3 separate regions of the Mus musculus genome follow, and regions 2 and 3 are each linked to region 1. The links are chromatin loops, found by intact Hi-C in ENCODE. Cell type or tissue: left cerebral cortex. All regions are shown on one strand. Each heading gives the region's core, and the rest is flanking DNA. Links, peaks and the distances in the headings are about the cores only.

What was found. Hi-C counts contacts between places; a loop is a spot of excess contacts. Peaks named below come from ENCODE experiments on the same cell type or tissue, not always from the same donor. Only the 100,000 strongest peaks of a DNase experiment are listed, where the experiment ranks them.
Region 2: it touches region 1 in a loop (11-fold over the local background); 15 of 42 quality-filtered maps call a loop at or near these places.
Region 3: a loop joins it to region 1, with 4 times the contacts of the local background. A loop is called at or near these places in 12 of 42 quality-filtered maps.

Annotation. Positions count from the first base shown.
Region 1 is chr9:120,598,710-120,604,474 of GRCm38, reverse strand. Gm34323 (a long non-coding RNA gene) reads right to left here and starts at 2,605. Exons shown (of 3, transcript XR_003948277.1): 1 at 2,486-2,605; 2 at 366-499. RefSeq lists an enhancer at 1-2,566. In left cerebral cortex, for the core only: CTCF peaks have their summits at 1,479 (motif pointing left) and 2,838 (motif pointing left); DNase peaks (open chromatin) are centred at 1,472, 1,836 and 2,833; H3K4me3 peaks cover 258 bases.
Region 2 is chr9:121,238,155-121,243,919 of GRCm38, reverse strand. The region is part of intron 17 of Ulk4 (unc-51-like kinase 4); the gene reads left to right. Among named protein-coding and RNA genes, the nearest start is that of Gm34735, 29 kb to the left of the region's middle. In left cerebral cortex, for the core only: a CTCF peak has its summit at 3,437 (motif pointing right); a DNase peak (open chromatin) is centred at 3,449.
Region 3 is chr9:121,212,564-121,218,328 of GRCm38, reverse strand. The region is part of intron 17 of Ulk4 (unc-51-like kinase 4); the gene reads left to right. Among named protein-coding and RNA genes, the nearest start is that of Gm34735, 55 kb to the left of the region's middle. In left cerebral cortex, for the core only: CTCF peaks have their summits at 2,554 (motif pointing left) and 3,547 (motif pointing right); DNase peaks (open chromatin) are centred at 1,356 and 2,538.

The DNA.
Region 1 (5,765 bases), core at 243-5,242:
CTGCAGTTGGAGACCACACTCCGCCCCACCATCCAGAACTGAAGCCCAAATGGAGGGGAGCAGAGCAGGAACCCAAGGGCTACAATAAATACTGGGAAAAAGAGTGAAGAGCTACCCCAGGATGTTGAGGAAAGACAAAAGACAGGGGAAAGGCAAAAGGCAGGGTTGAGACAGCCACCTGAGGACCAGCTCAATCTAAAGGCAAAGCAGGAATGGGGGCGGGGACGGGGACGGGGACGGGGGCTGGGGGTGCTCAGCTGCTCAGGATCGAGGTGAGAGGCTTAGAGAGGAGCAGTCTGTGCTGAGCTCTAGGGCATCTGTGAGCGGGGCCCCTCCCACCCATCAGCACCAGCTAGGAAGCTCACCTGTACAGGTGGGGCTCTTCGTGTCCACACAGGCCTTTGCCTTAGGTAGGAAGTTCCGTGTCTATTTTGGGCCACCAGCCGCCCCAAGTAGTGGTTATTCGTTCACGGGCAGGACAGAGCTTCCAGCCTGACCTCTGGAAAGGAGATCGCTAACAGTTGCTGAGACTTATGATCCCCCCGCCCCCCACCATACACACACACACACACACACACACACACACACACACACACACACACACACCTTCGTAGCCACAGGCCACTAGAGTCAGAATGTGTCACTTCCCACAGAAGCAGTGACTAGGAGCAGCTGTTAAAGGTGGTGGACCCTCCTTAAGGCTTCCCTCCCAGCCCCCGGGTTCTATCCCTCAGAAGCCTGGGGCCACCCCGCAATACAATCTTACAGTCATAGCTTCACCTTTCAAAGAAAGATATTTAAAGATGTGGGAAGAAAGGGGGAGGGAACGGGACAAGGGGCCGCTCGGGCTTTGGCGGACTGATTTCTTTTCGTGGGGGCAGGGAGGGGTGGTCTTCCTCTGTTTCACCCCCACCCCCCAAAAAAACCGCCAGCGACTGAAAACTGGTTTTGGATTTTAGATTTTTCTAATTTCAGATCAACGAGATTATGTGTTTACAGTCATCTCGAGTCAAATCAAATCTAAACATGGGGAGTTATTGTAGATTCGTGGGGTGAAGAAGTGGGGGGGGGAGCTTTGAGTCACATGACTTTTATGCGGCAGAAACTTAATGAGAAACACACCACATTCCCAGAACCCTCTTTCTAGTCTGGGCTCCCGCAGAGATAAAAGGTCACAAGAAGAGATGGAGGGAGCGGGCAGGAGCCTGTGGAGCCGGGAGGCGCTGTTTGACTGGAAAGTAGGCCCAAATTTCATCCGAGCTGCTATCGGCTGATAGTCTAACTGATTATTTTCTTTGAATGCCAGATGTGAAGAGCCTTCATAAAGGAACCTCAAACATCATCCATTTAAAAACAAATCGACCCAAGCAGTATGCATTGTGGCACAAAAGGGAACTTTGCAATTCCAGACTGTAGGGAAAGCCGAGCAGCCAGGCTGGGAGAGAGGCCCGGCTGAGACTGCATCCCACTGCTGCCCCCTGCAGGCCGTGAGCCACAGAGCAACCGAGGGAACCGGGCGGCTCGCCCTGGGTCAGCAGATGCAGTCGGAGCCTGGAAGGATGGCTGCAGAGTTCTGGGCTGGGCGTCTGCACACGCACAGCCTCTTACGATCACTAACGCTGCAAGGTGGAGACCTCAACCGCTTTTACAGGAGAGAAATTGCATAAGTCTGTGAACTGAGGGTCGTTATCAGGAAGCTGGCTTATCCAGCCCTCCTCCACACTTCAGTGTCTCTTCCATGGGCCTGTGTCCAAGGATCTCCATCTCAAGGCTCCTGTGTCCAAGCTAAAGCCAATGCACCCAAGAGGAATCTGGCCCGATGCCCCAGCCATGTGCATGCAACTACACTGAGGATACTAACCCCTCCCCCGCACACTGTACTTCTGGAGACAGGCTTCATCCCTAAAACATCTTAAACTGCCAAGCCAGAGTTCAAAAAGACTTGCAGAGCTAAGAACATCGGAGCCACCTCTGATTCCAGCGTCCTACTCCTCTGCATTTGTATGCAAGCACGCACCGCCCTGGCTGTTCATTTTTACATCCAGAGACTGACTGTATACACCGTGCACAGTCCTGGGTGCACTACAGGTCACTATCAGTCACTGGGGCCCAGTAACCTCTAGGGCTGGGCCTGGCAAGGCCGTTCCAAGTGAAGCACCGTGAAGTCAATGTGGGGCCCGCGGCAGCCAGGCCCCGCTCTGCGCTCTCCGGTCCTGCTTCCAGAGACACTGTATGAGATTGGTCTAAGGCTTGTCGTGCCTCCTGAGTATTTCTTCCTTTGCTGAGAACCCTTAAAGGGCACCAGCCTCATCTCTCATCACGACTCCTAGTCCGGTGAGCTGGGAGTCGATCTGCTCCCTCCCATCACAAGGCCTTTGCCCCAGGTTCCTCTATGGCTGTCTGACCTGTCAGTCAAGTCCTTCTCCACACACTGTTTCTCCCTTCCCCCATGCCCCACCCCTGCATTCCTCCAGTGCCCACTGACCTCTCGTCACTACACCTCTGGCCACCTTCCTGTCCTCAGTGCTCTGGAAAGCATTCAGCAAATATTTGGCCACTGTTCCGCAAACGACTTCTCATGTACAAATAATCCCTAGTGGTCAGGGACTGCTCGAGACCCCACCTGTGTGTCTGTTTGCTTTGGGATTGTCTCAGACGTTTCCTTCAGTAACACGCCTTCCTCGGGGCTAGAGACAGAGGCTATTTTAGCCCAGTGTTAGTTGGTCATAATGACCTGTGGCCAGTCCAGGGAGGAGGCAAGGCCAGCGACTCCACAGGTTTTCCCTATCTCTAGGAAAAACTCTCCTATTACCAGCCTGGGCCGGCATCTGAGCACCACCTAGTGGCAGGTGTTGGTCATGGCATCCACTTTGCCGGCCCTTCCACAGCCTTTTCGGATAAAACGAACACTTGAAAAAGTTCCACAATACCTCGTCCTTGAGAATCGTAAGGAAGCCCAGTAATATGGGTAACATTAAACTGTTGACAAAACATGTCAAATGCTTGACTGAACAGCCAGTTCCATTATCTGTTTTAGTATGATTTGGAACACCAAGCATAGAAAAATAATGCAGGCAATGGCTAATTACAGTTTTAGTTGCTTCTCCTGTTAAAACAGTTGCATCTAGAAAGCCTGAAAAGGTGTCAATAGTCACATGTGCATATTTTATTTTTCTAAAGTCAGAAATATGAGTATCTATTTGCAGTAATTGATTAAGTATAAGTCCTTGGGAATTAACACCATTATGTGGTACATGTAGGAATTGAGGAGACTGAGAACGTCTTTACAATTTGACGTGCACATTCAACAAAAATACCAAATTATCATCTCAAGCCATTACTAGTTTGATGAGGAAAGAACGAGATTATATGGCCAATTGTTCTTGTGTAAGGCTTATAATCTGCCTGGGGTACAAATCTGCTGTGGCACTGCCTTCAGGGGTCTTGTCCAGGCAGTCCAGGATGAGTTCTTAAATGTCCAAAGGCAGTCCTTTAAAGGAACAGTACTTTCTCTTAACTTGAGTTGTATATGCATAAACAATTGCAAACTTTGAGAATTAGCAGTATCTAAAAAAAGGAACAATTTCAAGCAATTGTAAGCCCATATATATATATATATATATATATATATATATATATATATATATACACATAATCAGTATACAAATTAAAAGCTTGAGTTTTCAACACTTTGAAAACACTGACTATAGCACGTAGTTCAATTATCTGTGCTGAAGTAGAGGGAAACTCGAAAATCATGAGAATAAACATGTGACCCAATCACGTATACTTCTCTCCCACAGAAGGGCTGTTTATAAATACAGTAGATACATTCTTTATGGGATACATGCATACATTTACAGGGACTACAAAAGCATGCATACAAGAAAAATTTAACAACTTGTCTTTTGGATAATGATTGCCAATTTTACCTAAAAAGTTTGCTATGCAGTAGGCCAAATATCAATATTCTTTTTTTTTTAAAGATTTATTTATTTATTTATTATATGTAAGTAAACTGTAGCTGTCCTCAGACACTCCAGAAGAGGGAGTCAGATCTCGTTATGAAGATGGTTGTGAGCCACCATGTGGTTGCTGGGATTTGAACTCCTGACCTTCGGAAGAGCAGTCGGGTGCTCTTACCCACTGAGCCATCTCACCAGCCCTCAATATTCTTTAATAACCAATTTAATTGCTATTTGAAACAAGGAATAGATGTCTCATCGGGTTTTTTAAGACATTCTCTCCAAAATATTTTCATGATTCTATCCTACAATTCTTTATTAACCCCACAATGGCTTCATAATAGGATTTTAAAACTTTACTTGGAGGTGAAGAAAGGTGAATCCACATTAATGCTCTCTTTTGCCAAAGAATTGCTGTGGGCACATTGAGTAACAATAACTAGAATAAGCAGCTAACAATTGATAACAGAATCTTCCTCTACTTTCTGCAAAGCTATCCTGCCTCTCACCAGTTAATTTGCATCTCCCTTGACAACATCCCACAAAGGCTTAAGTCCTCCTGTGGGGAGCTGAAGGTGAGGTCTTAGCCAATTAACATCTCCTGGAGCCTTATGAAAATAATTTGAAGTAAGCAAATCATCTTTTCTTTCTTGAATTTTCTGTACCACAATTTTTCTAGGATATAACTGAGGCCCCAAGTATTGAGAAAGATATTTCTTCTGAATCTTTTCTGGAGCAACAACTATTCCCCCAAACTTTAAAGCTCGTTGTATAAGAGCAAAGGTTTGTAGTAACATCCCACCAGAGTGATCAGCTAATAAATATTCTCCATATAATAAACAATATACACTGAAAGATTCACAGTCCTAGCTTCTAGGCAATTTTTTTAAAAATATAATGTAAGGCTATTCGCCATTCCTAGACGCAAAACTTTCCAGTGATTACAAGCTCCCTAGAAGCAAACCCTTTATAATTATCAGGATACAGAGGGAAAAAAACAACCTTCCAAATTCATAATTCTACATGGAGTAGGCAGGCCGGATTGCAATGCCTTCAGAAGTTACACAGCCTCAATGACCTTTCATAAATCGTAAGTTTAAACTTTATTTTGAACAACACCTGGATTGGTCTGTAATAATGTTGTTTTGGCTTAAAAATAATTCCTGGAGGTGGAGGCGAGGTGAGGCCCCCAAAACTTCCCTAAGCAGGGTTTGCAAAATAAAAGAAATGCCACACAAGCCTGGCTGAAGCTGCTCTGAGCTTTGCATTATCTCAAATGTAAATATTTCTTAGTCTGAGCATATTGATAACCCCTCCTGCAGTGAGGACAGGTTCCAGGGGAGCAATTCTACTGTCTGTCTATGCCTCTAATTTTTGGACAGTCTTTCCTAAGATGATTTATACTTAAAATATTCCTTATAACCTTGGCGCTATGAAAGCATTGCTTGTACTGTAGTCCCCTGCAAGGCAGCAACCATAGCCAAACCCTGATTATACGAGGGTCCAATTTCTGCACAAAGATCTGCACAAATATCTAGATAAGTCTGTCTTGCTTTGTATGGCTGGATGGCCGCAGCAAGCTGCATTAGCACTCTCATAAGACAATTGTGTAACAAAAGGAACCCCTGCTTGAGGGTCTCTGAAAATTCTACTCGCTCTTTTTAGTAGCCTACCCACAAACTCCTAGTCCATCGGGAGCCTGTTTGATAACAAATAAATTCTCACTGAGATCTCTTTTCCAAACTTGGGGGGTTAAATTTTGCTTCTACCACTGTATCCAATAAAGGTTGTGTAGAAGGA
Region 2 (5,765 bases), core at 516-5,515, 640 kb before region 1:
AGGGTTTTGCTGGGTGTGGTGGTGCCTTTCATCCCAGCAGGGCAGACCTGGTCTACACAGGAGCTCCAGGCCAACCAAGGCTACATAGTGAGACCTTTTCTCAAAGAACTGAAAATGGGAAGAAGAAAGGAACTTATGTGGCTACCCAGCGACTCTCTGCCTGTGCAGTGAATGTCACCACCATGTGCACACCCCGGCTGTGTGCAGTCTGTGATGTAACTTAACAGTCAGGGCAGGCTCAGAGTGGCTGATGTGAGCCCAGGATGGTGGCAGCAGCAGCAACAGGGTGGATGAACCGGCAGGTCATGGGGATGAGCAGGCAAAAAGTAAACGCTTTTTTGAGGGCCTCGTGGCTGGGCTGCCTGGGGAAGATGTCATTAAGGTGGATCTTCCTACAGTTAATTGAGAGAGACCCTCACGGATCTTCCTCGAGGCTCATATCATAATTTGTACCAGATCCAGCTAGGTGGACAACCTAGGCTAGCCATCGCTCACCTACACAGACATACCCATACCTAGCCTTGTTTCCTGGTTGCACTTTGATGACTGTTGACAGATTTGCTAATTGCTATGATAATATTTGAAAGCAAAGGCTGGCAGAATGAATTCTGTTTTTTGTTTTTTTTGTTTTTATTAAAGATTTATTTATTTATTATATGTAAGTACACTGTAGCTGTCTTCAGACACTCCAGAAGAGGGTGTCAGATCTTGTTACAGATGGTTGTGAGCCACCATGTGGTTGCTGGGATTTGAACTCCGGACCTTCGGAAGAGCAGTCGGGTGCTCTTACCCACTGAGCCATCTCACCAGCCCGAATTCTATGTTTAATATTCAAACTACTGTATCATCACAGACCTGCAAATGAAAGCCAGAATGATGTGCCCAGTAGTCACCATGTTGTGGGAACTCAAAACTCCACACAACTATAAATGTTGCGGGGAGCACTGGGGAGCAGTGGCTCCCACGGACTGCTGGTGGGAATGCAAGTGGGTGTGGCTGTTCTGGAAGACCTGCTATTTCTCCCAGGGCTGAAGACATCTTTCCCTGCGATCCCATAGCCTCTGTCTGCTATCCCCCTGCTCTGGGTCCCTCGTGGCATGTGAAGGCACGTGCACTCGTGGCCTGTGGAGGCATGTGTACCTGCAGTGTTGTCTGTACCAACCTCACACTTATCAGAATGGATAGAGTGGGGATGCTCACTCCACGAGGCACCAGCAGCACTGACAAGAACAAGCCACAGTCTGGGCTGGAGTGAAGCTCGTGGGTAGTGCTCGTCATGGACATGAGTGGGCAGAACCATGAAGTGACCCATCTGGGTACCGAGGAGTGCCCAGAGGCTGTGGCTGCTCTTGCCCACAGGCCCAGCTCCTCTAGAGAGCTTGTTTCAGGGTTCCATCTGGGAGCTCAGCTATCCACACACTTGCCTGAAGCCTGGTCCTTTTCTATGGGGAAGGTCCTCTCCTTTGACAGAGGCTTCAGGAGGGAGGAAGGGGAAGGGGGCACCCTCCTTGCCAGCCAGGTCAGCCAAATCAACCCTAGCCATCAGTGAGGTGACAGATGCCGCAGCCAGGTCCGTCCTCACATCTCAGTTCCCCTTTGAGATGTCTGCAGGTAGATGTCACAGGAATCTGAAGACGAGGACCCCCTTGTGACATGATTGGGGGAAACTAGGAAGCTTCCTTTATTCCCATGGAGTCTTGTGCTAGGGACTTCCTGGGTCTTGGTTATCAGAAGTTCCCCACTGAAGGGATTCCCTGGGGTCTGTTCAGGGAACATCTTGAGTCACCTGGGACCTGGCCATCATCACCCCTGTGATGGGCTTGCCTCACTCCTCCTCCATACACGTGGCTTGTCATCTCAGTGCTTGCTCTTGCCATTGCCTATGAGAAGCCCTTGGCCATCAGTTCCTGGGCCACACTGTGGCCACTCCCCCAGGCTTAGGCCACGCCCCCGAGGTGCAGGCTGCGCCCCAGGCTCCTCCTCCTTCAGCTCTGCAGCTTTGCTTTTCTGCGTTTATTAGGATGAGATGCAGGGACCTGGGAAACACTGTTTTTCTCACTTCCTGTTTTACAACTTTATTTTTGTGTGTAGTGTATGTGTTTGTACATGTACATGTTATGTACACATGTGTGTGTGTGTAAGGGCCAGGGGTTGATGTCCTGTATCTTCCACTGTCCCGCCCTACCTTACCTTCGCAGACGGGGGTCTCTCACTGACTGTCTGGACCGGTTGGCCAGTAGCTTGGGAGTTTATACCTGTGGGGGTTTGAATAGGTTTGGCCCCATAGATTCATGTGTTTGAATGCTTGGCCATAGAGAGTGGCACTATCAGGAGGTGTGGCCTTACTGGAGGAAGTGTGTCCCTATGTACGTGGGCTTTGAGGCCTTCTATGCTCAGGCTCCGCCCAGTGTGGAAGATGGTCTCCTCCTGGCTGCCTTAGGATCAAGATATAGACCTACCTCTCTACTCCTCCAGCCCCAAGTCTGCCCGGAAACTGCCATGTTTCCTGCCATGACAATAGCGAACTAAACATCAGAAACTATAAGCCAGCCTCAATTAAATGTTTTCCTTTATAAGAGTCACTTGGCCATGGGGTCTCTTCACAGCATTGGCCACCCTACCTAAGACAGGACCCAAGCCTGACTTTGTACCTCCAGTGCTAGGGTCGCAGAAATGCGTGACTGTGTTTAACTCTTATGTGGGTGTTATGGATCTGATCTCGGGTCCACACCCTTGTGTAGCAGATAATTTTCTCATTGAGCTGTCTCTCCTCCCCCCATATTTTACAACTTTGGCAAAAATAAAAAATACTGTATGCAGTTACAATGTGTTACAAGGTCAGGCTGAGCACACTCCATACCTGGTCACTGTGACACAGCTGTCCCCAGTTGTCAGAGACAACCCAGGAAACCTCAGTGCTCCTGACCTGCCATGTGCCCTGCAGATCAGCTGTTTCTAGGGAACAGCTTCCCTAAGGAGCTGTTTCTAAGGCTCTCTTGCTCTCTACTTTCACAGGCTCAGAATGGTAGTGTTCATGGGAGGGTCTTTGTGCTGTAATTTTTAGATGATTACAATATCCAAGAGACACAGCTTTAATAACATGACAAAGTTAACTTGTCTGATTATAGTCCTGAACTTGACAGAAAGAAATTGTGAATTGTGTGTGTGTGTGTGTGTGTGTGTGTGTGTGTGTGTACCTGTACTTTAAAAAAAAAAAAAAAGACAGTCTCTCTATGTATCCCTGGCTCACCTGGAGCTTCTATGTAGACGAGGCTGGCCTCGAACTCACAGAGATCTGCCTGCCTTCTCCTTCCAAGTGCAGGGATTAAAGATTTGTGCCATTATGCCAGGTTCTGTGTACATTTTAAATTTTATTTCTTTCATGTACTTTAAAATACTTTTGTTATAAGAAATTGGCTATGTCAATTTCAATAGCCACTAGGTGGCAGTCAAACACTGAAGAAAACGTGGTAGATTTGGCAGTCTGTCTTCAGCCTGGTGGCCTCTGGCTTGGCAGGCACAGGTACGGGGTGTTTGTTTGTTTTTGTTTTGGTTTTTTTTTTTTTTTTTTTTTTTTTTTTTGGTTTTTGGTTTTTGGAGACAGGGTTTCTCTGTATAGCCCTGGCTGTCCTGGAACTCACTCTGTAGACCAGGCTGGCCTCGAACTCAGAAATCCGCCTGCCTCTGCCTCCCAAGTGCTGGGATTAAAGGTGTACACCACCACGCCCGGCTACAGGTACGGGTTTTGTCTTCTCACAGTGTCTGGAAGTTTCTCCTCAGTATCATCTGGCAGTTGCACTGGTCACAGTTTCCATTTGAAGGTTAATTCCTGGCGGCCTTTCTAGAAAAGGGCAGACGGCGGCTGGTGTGATTTGTGGGGATGCTGCTGCTGGACCTCAGACTTAGAACTCCTGGGTCAGGTCTCTAGAACTCGCTCTGACCTACCTGGCTTCCTCTTACCTCATCTTTGCTGCCAGCACAGCGCTGGCCGAGCTTCCACTGTGAATGTACGAGCATTTTTCTTTGGTGTTTTAATTGAATTTCCTCAGAATACAACTGTTTAATATGCTGACAGGGTGAGTCCTTGGGGGTCTCATGTGTAACAGCTCTCAGTCCTGGGGTGCCTTCCATGGGTTTAGTCCCAGGAAAGCAGTGGATGCCTTAGGATGCTGAAAATGTATGTGACTGTGAGCCTCTAAACCAACGGCCCAGGCTAACCCTTTCACTGACGTTTTTCTACACTGGAAGATGTCAAACATAAGAGTCAGGTGTGTAGGCTGGCGCTGTTCTCTCAGTCATGGTCAGTTCTTGGCCAACCTTTGATCCCTTCTCCCTGCTGCTGCTTCTCCTCTGTCTCCCTGCTTCTCCTTTGTCTCCCTGCTGGTCCTTCTCCTCTGTCTCCCAGCTGCTGCTTCTCCTCTGTCTCCCTGCTGCTCCTACACTTTCCCTGCTGCTTCTTCTCCTGTCTCCCTGCTTCTCCTCTGTCTCCCTGCTGCTCCTTCTCCTCTGTCTCCCAGCTGCTGCTTCTCCTCTGTCTCCCTGCTGCTCCTACTGTTTCCCTGCTGCTTCTTCTCCGGTCTCCCTGCTTCTCCACTGTCTCCCTGCTGTTCCTTCTCCTCTGTCTCCCAGCTGCTGCTTCTCCTCTGTCTCCCTGCTGCTCCTACTGTTTCCCTGCTGCTTCTTCTCCTGTCTCCCTGCTTCTCCTCTGTCTCCCTGCTGTTCCTTCTCCTCTGTCTCCCAGCTGCTGCTTCTCCTCTGTCTCCCTGCTGCTCCTACTGTTTCCCTGCTGCTTCTTCTCCTGTCTCCCTGCTGCTCCTTCTCCTCTGTCTTCCAGCTGCTGTCTCCCTGCTGCTCCTTCTCCTCTGTCTCCCAGCTGCTGCTTCTCCTCTGTCTCCCTGCTGCTCCTACTGTTTCCCTGCGGCTTCTTCTCCTGTCTCCCTGCTTCTCCTCTGTCTCCCTGCTGCTCCTTCTCCTCTGTCTCCCAGCTGCTGCTTCTCCTCTGTCTCCCTGCTGCTCCTACTGTTTCCCTGCTGCTTCTTCTCCTGTCTCCCTGCTTCTCCTCTGTCTCCCTGCTGCTCCTTCTCCTCTGTCTCCCAGCTGCTGCTTCTCCTCTGTCTCCCTGCTGCTCCTACTGTTTCCCTGCTGCTGCTTCTCCTGTCTCCCTGCTTCTCCTCTGTCTCCCTGCTGCTCCTACTGTTTCCCTGCTGCTTCTTCTCCTGTCTCCCTGCTTCTCCTCTGTCTCCCAGCTGCTGCTTCTCCTCTGTCTCCCAGCTGCTGCTTCTCCTCTGTCTCCCTGCTGCTCCTACTGTTTCGCTGCTGCTTCTTCTCCTGTCTCCCTGCTTCTCCTCTGTCTCCCTGCTGCTCCTTCTCCTCTGTCTCCCAGCTGCTGTTTCTCCTCTGTCTCCCTGCTGCTCCTTCTGTTTCCTTGCTGCTTCTTCTCCTGTCTCCCTGCTGCTCCTACTGTTTCCCTGCTGCTTCTTCTCCTGTCTCCCTGCTTCTCCTCTGTCTCCCTGCTGCTCCTTCTCCTCTGTCTCCCAGCTGCTGCTTCTCTTCTGTCTCCCTGCTGCTCCTACTGTTTCCCTGCTGCTTCTTCTCCTGTCTCCCTGCTTCTCCTCTGTCTCCCTGCTGCTCCTACACTTTCCCTGCTGCTTCTTCTCCTGTCTCCCTGCTTCTCCTCTGTCTCCCTGCTGCTCCTTCTCCTCTGTCTCCCAGCTGCTGCTTCTCCTCTGTCTCCCTGCTGCTCCTACTGTTTCCCTGCTGCTTCT
Region 3 (5,765 bases), core at 516-5,515, 610 kb before region 1:
AGCCACAGGGTCTGATGGGCAAGCGAGAGCAGGGCTAAACAGACACTTTATCGTGTGAAAGGTCTCAGGAACATGGACAGGAACGTTTCTAATGCATGTGTGCATATATTAATTTCAATACTCATGAGACTTCTGACCTTCTTTTTGGATTTTCTGGGAAATGATAAGTAAGAATTGAATCATCACATTTTTGTTTATGTACACAAACATTCTTGGTCTGTCTGTGTTGAGCCCCAGTGTTCCTGTCACCGGGGGACTGCCACATCCAGAGTCACTTTTTGCTAAATATCTCACAGCAGGTAATTTTTACAGGATGCACTTTCTAACTTCTCACGTGAACCGTGAGTTCCTCTCCTGTGTTTGTGGCTCTGCCCGACTCTGCTGTCCACGGTTGCTTGGGCAGGCGGGCACCTGGACTCCGTTCTCAGAGCATCGGAAGGCGTGGGAGTCTGAATGCAGTGTCTCCAGAGCCTCGCCAGCCATTGTATTCAATGCTCTATTAGATGAAGAAATGCAGAGAGAGACTTGGGGATTGAAGGATCTGCCCAGGCACTGTAAGAGCAGGTTCCTGAAGCAGAAAAAAAAATGCAATTTAAAACAAGCCTCTTTTGTAGTGCCACTGTTTGAGGGAGAGTTGAAGGTCCAGTCTTTAAGAATATGCTAACAAGTGGGTAATAAGGCTCTCTTGCTCTCTATTTTCATAGGCTCAGAATTGTAGTATTCATGTGAGGGTCTTTGTGCTGTAATTTTTAGATGATTACAATATCCAAGAGACCCAGCTTTAATAACATGACAAAGTTAACTTGGCTTCATTGAGAAACATTTCTCGGATGAGCAGGTGTGTGCTGTTCCCACGAGTATCACTGGGGTAGGCAAGATGGCTGAGCAGGAAGAGGTGCTTGCTACCAAGACTGACAACCCGAGTTTAATGCCCAGGACCCGTGTAGTGGAAAGAGAGAGCTGATTCCTGAAAGTTGTCCTTTGGCCCCCACTTGTACACTTGTACACTTGCACTTGTATGTGCACCCCTGATATATAGTAAATAGATGTAAAATAAATACGTATCATTTATACCCCCGTAGGGCTCTCCACAGCCCTGTGGCAGCCTGGAATCTGGGTGAGGCAATAGATTTCCCTCCATCCTCCTCAAGTTCTCTGTGTGCTGGGGAGAGAGGGAGGAAAGGCCGACGGTTCCGTGTCTGGGGAGAGGGGGAGGAAAGGTCGACGGTTCCATGTCTGGGGAGAGGGGGAGGAAAGGCCGACGGTTCCATGTCTGGGGAGAGAGGGAGGAAAGGCAGAAGGTTCCGTGTCTGGGGAGCGAGGGAGGAAAGGCAGAAGGTTCTGTGTCTGGGGAGAGGGGGAGGAAAGGCAGAAGGTTCCGTGTCTGGGGAGAGAGGGAGGAAAGGCAGAAGGTTCCGTGTCTGGGGAGAGGGGGAGGAAAGGCAGAAGGTTCTGTGTCTTTTTTGGCCACAGGGTCCTGCCCTGGCATAAGGCAGCCGATGCAGCAGTAGAAATGGCTCCCTGCTGGGCTCTGCAGGGTGTGAGGCTCCATGTGTGGTCAGGAAGGGGGGACCAGAGGCCAGGCCTGCAGTGTGGACATGACACATGGATACGTTGTCCTTGGGGACTCCAACATTTTCACACGCATGCACGCGCACACACACACATGCACACAGACACACACACATGCACACACGCATGTATGTGCACACACGTGCATGTGTGTATCTGTGTGGGTTCACAGGTATGGAGGTCAGAGGAAAACTTGCTGGAGTTAGCTCTCTCCACTACTGGGGATCTAGTGCAGCTCATCAGACCTAGTAGCCGCTGAGCCATCTTGCCAGTCCTCTTTGACTTGAGGAGAGCTAACTGAAATTAAAATGGTAAAACCAATACTTTGGGGAGTTGTGAAAAACCTCAGTCATTCAAAGCAAAGGAACCCATTCTCAGTTAGGCGGAGTGCATGGAGCAAGTGTTCCTAGCAAGAAAGGCCGGACGCGGCGCAGGTGCAGGTGGACACCACCCTTCCCTTTCTGTGGCTCTCGGGCTGATAAGGGAGAAGCCAGGAAGCAAACGTTCCTGAAGGGGACCATCTTAGTCAGAGCCTCCCAGCCATGGTGCGGTGGGAATGAGACTGACCTGCCAGGGCAGTGCACTGAGGGCCGCTGGGGGCTGCGTGGAGGTGGATTGCAATTACTTCCTGGTCCATTGGGGGGTGTGGTGGGATGGGAATAGTGGAGATGGCCATCTGGATGACAGAACTGGCTTAAACTCTACCAGCACAGTTGTCTGATCCATTTGTTCCCTCCAGCAACAGAGGGCTCTGATGTCATTAGCCTGCTACCTGCTGGCCCAGTGGAGCCCCAGAGGTTCTGGGTGGCCTCTGCTCTTGGTGGCCTTGGCTCTTGAGTGTCAGTTAGACACTCAACAGAGGCAGTTTCCAGGGAGCATGAGCAGAGAGGCCAGTGCTGCTGAGCACAGACTTGTTTCCCATCTCACAGAGGCAGCCCAGGCTCCTCATGACCACGCCTGCCCTCTGGTGGCCACTCAGGGGAAGCACTGGAGTCTGGACAATGTGTTCTCATTGAAGAGCTCCATCCACCCTGCTTCCATTTGCTGTCTATTTAAATATTCAAATGCAGGTCTGCTGTAAGCTTCTGACCCACTGGCACGGCTCTGTCCCACAGTCCATTTCTGTCTAATGTAATATATGTGTGTTATTCCAAGGTTGTGGGTCTCAAGGATTCCTCTCTCCATGGTCTTTGAGGGCCCCCTTGTGGGAGGTTAGCCAAGATGCAACCTCCATGCACACAGGCAGAGAGGTACTCTGCTTGGCTTGGTTTTATGAATACATTATTTTTGAAAAACAATTATCTGTAATTGGTGCTTGGATCGACCCAGTTCCTGGGCACTTGAGGTGAGTGGCATGCTTATGAGCTGTGTCCTGGACTCCCACACCATTCCAGCTGTGCAGAGGTCACTGCTGCACCTTGCCCCATGTTATATAACAGTGTATATACTATTATATATTACATGCTGCACCCTGCCCCATGTTATACAACAGTATTTATACCATTACATATTATATGCTGCACCCTGTCCCTTGTTATGTAACAGTATATATACCATTACATATTATATGCTGCACCCTGCCCCTTGTTATGTAACAGTATATATACCATTATATATTATACATAATAGTAACGGCCAGTGCATTGCTGCATTTCATTTTATCCCAGTGTCAACCATGCAGCTTGCTTCTGATTGCCACATGGAGAAGGGCTGTGGAAGGATGATTGACAAGGCCTGGGCTGGCTCCTGACATTAGAACTCTCCACAGGCCATATGCAATATATCCCTTGTCGGAAGTCAGTTCTAGTAGCATCTTGGCACTCATCAGTGATCAGCAGGCGGATGGGGTGGGGTCTCCAAAACCCAAAGGGTTGGACATCCGTATTGTGGTAGGCAGTACATGGTGCAATAAGTTCTTTTACTTTAAATTTTTTTGTTATTTAGTTTTATTTGTGTGTTCATCTCCCTGTTTGTATGTGGACCACCTGCATGCAATGCCATCTTAGGCCAGAAGAGGGCATCAGATTCCATGGACTGGAGTTACAGGTAGCTATGAGCCACCTGATGTGGGTGCTGAGAACCAAACCTGGGTCCTCTGCAAAAGCAACAAGTGTTTTTAACCACTGAGCCATCTCTCCAGCCACCTCCCTTTATTTGGAAGGAAGATTCTTGTGTACTCCATACTGTGGGTCTCTTGAGGTTACTGCCAGTGCCACACAACATGAGCCTTTTCAAGGTCTGCCTCTCACTGTCTGCCATGTGGCAGAGTCCGGCTCAGGTGCAGCTAGCAGAGCATCACCAACACAATGGGACAGATTGGTGTCCTGTGTGTGACCAGACAATCCAGGGTCCTTCTGGGTAGGCACAGCAGGAGACCTGACAGGGAGGCAACCGGGAAGTTTACTGTCAGTATCTCCCACTTCATCTCTGGCCTGAAAAGGCTGGGCCCTTCAGAGCCCTTCAGGCTGGTGCCCCCCAGGCCCACTTCTGTAGGATGCGTCTGAGGGTGGCACAGAAGGCTGCACCCAGGGGCAGCCCAGCATTTCCAGCTGCCTCAACTTCCAGGCCAGTGTTTCTTCACTTTGGTGGCTTGTTAGAGTTCTGGGTACTCAGAACAATTCTGTCAAGGATGTTCCCAGACTAGGACAGACTCCTTGGAAGTAGATGCAGGCACTTACAGATTTGAAAACTCATGGTCCTACTACGTGGGCCAAATGAGCCCAGCACAGTGCCCTAGGAGCCCGGGATCACCAGACAGCTGGCTACAGTGCACATTATCACACCTTAAGACAGGATGTGGTTTTGTGAATTTTTGGTGACTCCCATGTGGGCTGAGGGAGGCTCTGGAGATCTGAGCCTCTGACCCCAGGAACCGGCCAGCCTCACTGTCCCTTGTCCCTGGCTCAGTCCCGGTCATGGAGGGAGAGGTTCTAAGTGTGCATGTGCATTTGCTGTTGACTCCTGTTTGGTTATATTCTCAGGGGGGTGGGGAGGGACGATGACAGACAGCAGACAGACGGACATTTCCTCACTGTTTCCTTTAACACCGAAGAGCCCTTGTTTCTTGGTGCCCTCTCTTACACACTGGCCCTTTTCTTATGGACATCTTGATGTGGACGGTCCATTTGATAGCACACTAAGGACAAGCCCTGGGGTTTGTCTCTGGTTCCCTTTCAGAAGCCATTTCAAAGTCAGTCACCAAGATTCACCACCATTCACCTGAGTTAAAGCTTGCTGTGTGTGCTAAGTTGCCTGGTTTCCTATTTTTTCTCTCTCTGTCTGTCTGCCCCATTTTGGTCTTTGAAACTTCTTTCTTTTTTTTTCTTTTTCTTTTTTCTTTTTACCAGCTCTGTCATGAGTCTATCAGATTTATCTAACATTAAATAATCCCAATAGGAGGACATTTAAATTATTTTGCCTGGAAATGGGCAAAGGGATTTCAACACAGCCAGTCTCTTCATTTACATGGCAAGGTTCAGCACTACACAGTGTTCAAAAGGTGTTTTTATTATTTATTTTGCTATGTGGTCTCAGATGTGAATTCAAGAGGACCCTGAGACAGACTGCTGGGGGTTTGGAGTTTATTAGAAGTTATTAATGGCATGGGCAGACAGACAGACAGACAGGCAGACAGACAGCAGTGTGTTGACACTCTGAGAACAGTTTAGCCCTAGCACCAGAGACATAGCTGTGGCTTTGAGGAGAGGAATTAGGACCCACATGACAGAGTGGGTCTCTTCCCATCTGGTTCTGAGGGTGGGGAGGCTTGATAGCACAAGCCTGCTGCGGGGCTCTCAGATTTCCAGGTAGGGAAAAGGGGGCTGGAGGCAGCATGTGTGGCCACCAGTGCCCCTTGGTGTTGTCTCAGTAGGAGCCTGTGCTGTCTGTCTGTGAGGGGAAGTGCTGTGGCCAGGGCAGCAGCTGGGCTCTGACATCGCCTTCTTTCCTGTATGTGTGTGAGCCCGTGTGGCATGAGCGCAGAGGGCCCCTTCAGGGGTCACGTGACGTGCAGGCAGGCAGGTGTGAGAGCGGCTCACCCATCTCACCTCTCTACTCTGCTTTGTGATTGTACCTCCGTTAATAGGAACATGTTTTCCTCCTTGTTACTGTCCATTCACGCCCTCCATTTGTTCCTTTTTAAAAAAAGAACTGACTGTTTTATGTGTTGGGCTGTTTTGCTGTATATATGCATA